2 separate regions of the Homo sapiens genome follow, and region 1 is linked to region 2. The links are chromatin contacts, found by Hi-C or POLR2A ChIA-PET in ENCODE. All regions are on one chromosome and are shown on one strand. Each heading gives the region's core, a stretch centred on a gene start or an enhancer-like site at or near the end of the contact. The rest is flanking DNA. Distances are from core to core; before and after follow the strand shown.

What was found. Hi-C counts contacts between places; a loop is a spot of excess contacts on that map. ChIA-PET counts read pairs that join two places held with the same protein, here RNA polymerase II (POLR2A). Pooled maps may share reads with other maps.
Region 1: a loop to region 2 is called in a pooled map, with 2.1 times the contacts of the local background. The contact joins two enhancer-like sites. A Hi-C loop is called at or near these places in 5 of 168 maps with a recorded cell type or tissue (B cell, CD4-positive, alpha-beta T cell, CD8-positive, alpha-beta T cell and 2 more), 2 of 37 single-sample maps with no recorded cell type and 10 of 50 pooled maps. POLR2A ChIA-PET finds 5 or more read pairs at or near these places in 13 of 52 experiments (A549, CD4-positive, alpha-beta T cell, CD4-positive, alpha-beta memory T cell and 10 more).

The regions. Positions count from the first base shown.
Region 1 is chr7:6,070,166-6,073,026 of GRCh38, reverse strand. No RefSeq gene overlaps it. Among named protein-coding and RNA genes, the nearest start is that of EIF2AK1, 12 kb to the right of the region's middle. Within about 2 kb of position 1,471, at least 2 of the 41 ENCODE cell types and tissues checked have a DNase peak (open chromatin) inside an H3K27ac peak, as active enhancers do; they include B cell, where a contact is called at or near this core.
Region 2 is chr7:6,024,619-6,027,697 of GRCh38, reverse strand. EIF2AK1 (eukaryotic translation initiation factor 2 alpha kinase 1) reads left to right here. Exons shown (of 15, transcript NM_014413.4): 14 at 737-970; 15 at 2,897-3,079. The coding sequence ends at 3,025. Among named protein-coding and RNA genes, the nearest start is that of ANKRD61, 5.2 kb to the left of the region's middle. RefSeq lists enhancers at 982-1,031, 894-1,394. Within about 2 kb of position 1,502, at least 23 of the 41 ENCODE cell types and tissues checked have a DNase peak (open chromatin) inside an H3K27ac peak, as active enhancers do; they include B cell, where a contact is called at or near this core.

The DNA of each region.
Region 1 (2,861 bases), core at 222-2,721, 45 kb before region 2:
CAGCTCACTGCAACCTCCGCCTTCCGGGTTCAAGCAATTCTCCTGCCTCAGCCTCCCTAGCAGCTGGGACTACAGGCGTGTGCCACCACGCCCAGCTAATTTTTGTATTTTTAGTAGAGATGGGGTTTCACCATGCTGGCCAGGCTGGTCTCAAACTCCTGACCTCAGGTGATCTGTCCGCCTTAGCCTCTCAAAGTGCTGGGATTACACTTTGAGCGTGAACCACTGCACACGGCTCACTAGTTAAATCTTTCCTTCCTGTTCCCATAACCTTATGCTCTGCTAGCCTAGAGGTCTTAGTTCCAAAGAGAGCAATGCCTCCACCAGGAGACATGCTATGGTTTGACTATTTGTCCCCTCCAAAACACAAGTTGAAATTTAATCCCCAATGTGGCAGTATTTAGAGGTGGGGCCTTTAAGAGTTGATAGAGTCATGGCCAGGTGCGGTGGCTCATGCCTGTAGTCCCAGCACTTTGGGAGGCTGAGGCAGGTGGATCACGAGGTCAGGAGATCGAGACCATCCTGGCTAACACGGTGAAACCCCATCTGTACTAAAAATACAAAAAATTAGCTGGGCGTAGTGATAGGCGCCTGTAGTCCCAGCTACTTGGGAGGCTGAGGCAGGAGAATGGCGTGAACCCTGGAGGCGGAGCTTGCAGTGAGCTGAGACCATGCCACTGTACTCCAGCCTGGGCGACAGAGCAAGACTCCGTCTCAAAAAAAAAAAAAAAAGAAGGTGATTCAGTCATGAGGGCTCTGCCCTTATGAATGAATTAATCTGTCCTTGGATTAATAAATTAATGGGTTAGGGCCGGGTGCAGTGACTTATGTCTGTAATCCCAGCACTTTGGAAGGCCAAGGTGGGCAGATCTCCCGAGGTTGGGAGTTCAGGAGGAGCCTGATCAACATGGAGAAACCCCGTCTCTACTAAAAATACAAAATTAGCCAGGCTTCGTGGCACATGCCTGTAATCCCAGCTACTTGGGAGGCTGAGGCAGGAGAATCACTTGAACTGGGGAGGCAGAGATTGCCGTCAGCCGAGATCGCGCCATTGCACTCCAGTCTGGGCAACAAGAGTGAAACTCCATCTTAAAATAATAATAATAATAATTAATTAATGGGTTAATGGATTAAGGAGTTATCATGGGAATGGGATTGGTGGCTATAAAGCTGTATAAATAAAAGGAGGAGAGGTGTGAGCTAGCATGCTGAGCCCCCTGGCCATGTGATGTCCTACACCACCTCGGGACTTTGCAGAGTCCTATCAGAAAGAAGGGCCTCACCAGATGCAGCCCTTTGACCTTGGACTTTTCAGCCCCCATAACTGCAAGAAATAATTTCTTTCTTTATAAATTACCCAGTTTCAGGTATTCTGTCATAAGCAACAGAAAATGGACTGACAACAGTGATTTCATTGAACTGACTTTTCAGTGCCACCTGGCCACTTTCAGTTCCTCTTGCCTCTGAATCAACAGGCAAAGAAAGACGTTACTGGGCTGACTTGGGTGATTAATCCTGACTACCAAAGAGAAATTGGACTGCTACTCCACAATGGAGCTAGGAAAGGGTATGTCTGAAATACAGGAGAGCGCTTAGGGTATCTCTTAGTATCAGAATGCCCTATGATTAGAGTCAATGGAAAACTGCAACAACCCAATCTTGGCAGGACTATGAATGGCCCAGGAAAGGAGGTTTGGTTCGCCACACCAGGTGACCCATGGCCAGCTGAGGTGTTTGTTGAGGAGAACGGGAATACGGAATGTGTGGTGGAAGAAGATGGTTATAAACACCAGCTACGACCCATCACCAGTTGCAGAACCGAGAGCTGCAATTGCCGTTGATGTTTCTTTTTGTTTTGTGATGGATGTGTGTGTGTGTGTGTGTGTATCACAAATGTCTTTGTTTTCATTCCCCACTTATCCTCTTATGTAACAAAAGATATATTGACTTTATATCATAGTATTTCAATATTGTTAACCTTATAGCATACTATTTAAGTTATGAGATACCAAGGAGAAGCATAAACATCACCCAAGAAACTTACATCCTCTTCTGGGAAAGAGATTAGTGCGGTTTTCATTGTATACGAGATAGTTGTATCACGTCAAGTGGATAGTTGTATCATGGTTGAAAAAGATGCATATAGTCTGGGTGCAGTGGCTCACACCTATAATCCCAGCACTTTGGGAGGCCAAGACAGGCGGATCACCTGAGGTCAGGAGTTCCAGAGCAGCCTGGCCAAAATGGTGAAACCCCGTTTCTACCAAAAATACAAAAATTATCTGGGCTTGGTGGTGCACAACTGTAGTTCCAGCTACTTGGGAGGCTGAAGCAGGAGAATCATTTGAGCCTGGGAGGTAGGCGCAGGTTGCAGTGAGCCGAGATTGCACCACTGCACTCCGGCCTGGCCAACAGAGCAAGACTCTGTCTCAAAAAACAAACAAACAAAATAAATAAATAAAAATTAAAAATGCGCATGGATGCTGTTGACAAGGGGTGAACTTGCCAAAGTTATTTTTTTTTTCTTTTGAGACAGAGTTTCACTCTTGTTGCCCAGGCTGGAGTGCAAAGGCATGATCTCGGCTCACCGCAACCTCCGCCTCCTGGGTTCAAGCGATTCTCCTGCCTCAGCCTCCCAAGTCGCTGGGATTACAGGCATGTGCCACCATGCCCAGCTAATTTTGTATTTTCAGTAGAGACGGGGTTTCTCCATGTTGGTCAGGCTGATCTCATACTCCCGACCTCAGGTGATTCGCCTGCCTTGGCCTCCCAAAGTGCTGGGATTACAGGTGTGAGCCACCACACCCGGCCTGTGATGGTTAGTTTTATGTGTCAACTTGGGTGGCCCACAATGCCCACAT
Region 2 (3,079 bases), core at 253-2,752:
TTCTTCTCATTGGTTTTTTTCAAGCTTTGGTAAATAAACACCAAGGGGAAGCCTGCCCCTTGACTCCCCTTGAAATAGAACGAACATGCTGTAAAGTTTGAATCTCCCTTGTTCCTGGAAGAAATGCTAAAATCCATTTTTCAAAACAACAGGCTAGTAAAATTTTCTTCCTTTTGATGGCGCATTGAGCTTTTTAGTGATTAGGAAAGAGCTGTCAGAAAAAATGATGGCTGCCCCTAAAATCTTGTTTAGTGAAGACCTTCCTAAAAAATCTGTTTTTAGGAGTAGTATCACAGATTTTATGCAGTTTGTTAAATGTCACCAAGGACACTTGGTAAGAATGAGTGGAGGCAGAGGTGAGACCGGAGGAGAACCCGCGACCTTCTGTGGCTCCCCCGCAGCTGACACTAGCAGGCGTGAGCTCACATCATTGCCTGGGTCAGGCCTGGATTGTTAAGGGGTGCTGAAGACAGTTGTATGGTCGTGACTGCTGTGGGTGGGGATTATCCCTGCCCTCCACCTGACCATCCATTCTGCGTGCCCACGGATGCCCCTTTTTGAGGTTGTGAAAGTCCCTGTCACTGATGAGCTATCCTGCTCTGTTCCCTTCCTTGTGGGTGACCGTATATCCTCATTCTTAGAAACCCTCTCCTGTTTGGAGGGTGGAACACGGAAATGGAAACGTTCTTCTAACTTTGTATTTCACTACTGAGTTCCCCTTTTTTTCTTTTTCCAGTCAGATATGTACAGCTTGGGTGTGGTCCTGCTAGAGCTCTTTCAGCCGTTTGGAACAGAAATGGAGCGAGCAGAAGTTCTAACAGGTTTAAGAACTGGTCAGTTGCCGGAATCCCTCCGTAAAAGGTGTCCAGTGCAAGCCAAGTATATCCAGCACTTAACGAGAAGGAACTCATCGCAGAGACCATCTGCCATTCAGCTGCTGCAGAGTGAACTTTTCCAAAATTCTGGAAATGTATGTGCTTTTCTTTCTCTTGGTCCTGGAGTGAAGGTGGTTTTTATTGCCTCTCTTGGGGAAGGAAGCGGTTGGGTGGTGCCCCCGGAGGCTGGGGCTGGAAGAGCCAGATGATGGTTCTGGAGGCGGGGCCTGTTTGTTCTCGTCCACTTCCTGGCACTCAGCTGCAGGGTGTGCTGGCAGGACTCACTCCCCTTGGGGTAGCAGCTGTGGCCTCAGCAGGCACAGGAGGTATCTGCTGGTGTTCACAAAGAGGAGCGGAGGGCTGGGGGCCAACCCCACAGCGAAGGCCGGTAGGAAACTTCCTGGGGCCTGGTGGGTGAGACTCCTTCCCGGAAAGGCCGGAGGGGCCCGCAGGGTTTGCACCTTCTCATGGCTAGGCCTTTAGATGTCCAGGTCAAACTCTGACCCTTCACCACCTGCCTGCTGTTCTGGGCTGTCTGTATGTCTGCCGGGGGCTCATCACTGGCAGGGCTGGTGACCCCGGAAGTGGTGGGCGGGTCCCTCGAGGGTGTTTTGGTCACTGGTGAGTTCAGCACTCTATTGGGAATTTCCAGTTGTACATGATCCTGGTACCTCCCCGGGTAGTGCTGAAGAGTGTGCCCGATGGGGTTGCTGCATTCCCTGCGCAGTACACAGTCATTGGACCACCGGGGAGAGGCAGGGGTGGCCTGGCGTGGGGGTCCGGCTGCAGCTGCTGCCCTGGACATGGTCTCTGTACATGTTTTTTTTTTAAATGCTGAGGAAAATATGAAGCTTAAAATAGAATTTGTTCAAATTGTGAATCCTGGCCAGGCGGGGTGGCTCATGCCTGTAATCCCAGGCATGGGATTTTGGGAGGCAGAGGTGGGAGGATTGCCTGATGTTAGGAGTTCAAGACCAGCCCGGCCAACATGGTGAAACCCCATCTACTAAAAGTACAAAAATTAGCCGGGCGTGGTGGTGCACACCTGTAATCCCACCTCCTTGGGAGGCTGAGGCAGGACAGTCACTTGAACTGGGAGGCGGAGGTTGCAGTGAGCTGAGATCACACCACTGTACTCCAGCCTCGGCGAAAGAGCGAGACTCCGTCTCAATATAAATAGTGAACCCTGTTTCAGTGAATAGTCGAGCTTAGACTCATATTTGTGCAAACAAAATATTTAAACCCATTCTCAGAGTTCCCTGACTGTATCAAGCACTAGGTTGAATACCAGTAGCATGCTTATATTCATTGTCCACGTAAGCAGGTTGACTCCCCACCGCCTGTCTACTCTAAGAGTTACAAGCATTGGGCGTGGTGGCTCACGCCTGTAATCCCAGCACTTTGGGAGGCTGAGGCAGGCGGATCATGAGGTCAGGAGTTCAAGACCAGCCTGACCAACATGGTAAAACCCCATCTCTACTAAAAATACAAAAATTAGCCGGTGTGAGCTACCATGCCCAGCCACAGATGTGGTTCTTGAAACCAAGTATAAACATTTATCTTCATATATGAAGGGGATTTTCTGATGCTCAGTTAAGATAGCTATTAGAGACCATAGTTATTTAGTATTTATGGTAAGGATTTCTACTATCTTGCAAAAGTTTTTTGTATAAAATGAAACCTTGGCTGGGTGTGGTGGCTCACACCTGTAATTCCAGCACTTTGGGAGGTCGAGGCGGGTGGGTCACTTGAGGTAAGGAGTTTGAGACCGGCCTGGCCAACATGGCGAAACCTCATCTCTACTAAAAATACAGAAACTAGCTGGGCTTGTATGAGAGCGCCTGTAATCCCAGCTACTTGGGTGGCTGAGGCACGAGAATAGCTTGAACTGGGGAGGCACAGGTTGCAGTGAGCCAAGATCATGCCACTGTACTCCAGCCTGGGCGACAGAGCGAGACTCTGTCTCAAAAAAAAAAAAAAAAAGTTATTTTAATGGAGTTTAAAATATTTTCTCCTTACAGGTTAACCTCACCCTACAGATGAAGATAATAGAGCAAGAAAAAGAAATTGCAGAACTAAAGAAGCAGCTAAACCTCCTTTCTCAAGACAAAGGGGTGAGGGATGACGGAAAGGATGGGGGCGTGGGATGAAAGTGGACTTAACTTTTAAGGTAGTTAACTGGAATGTAAATTTTTAATCTTTAT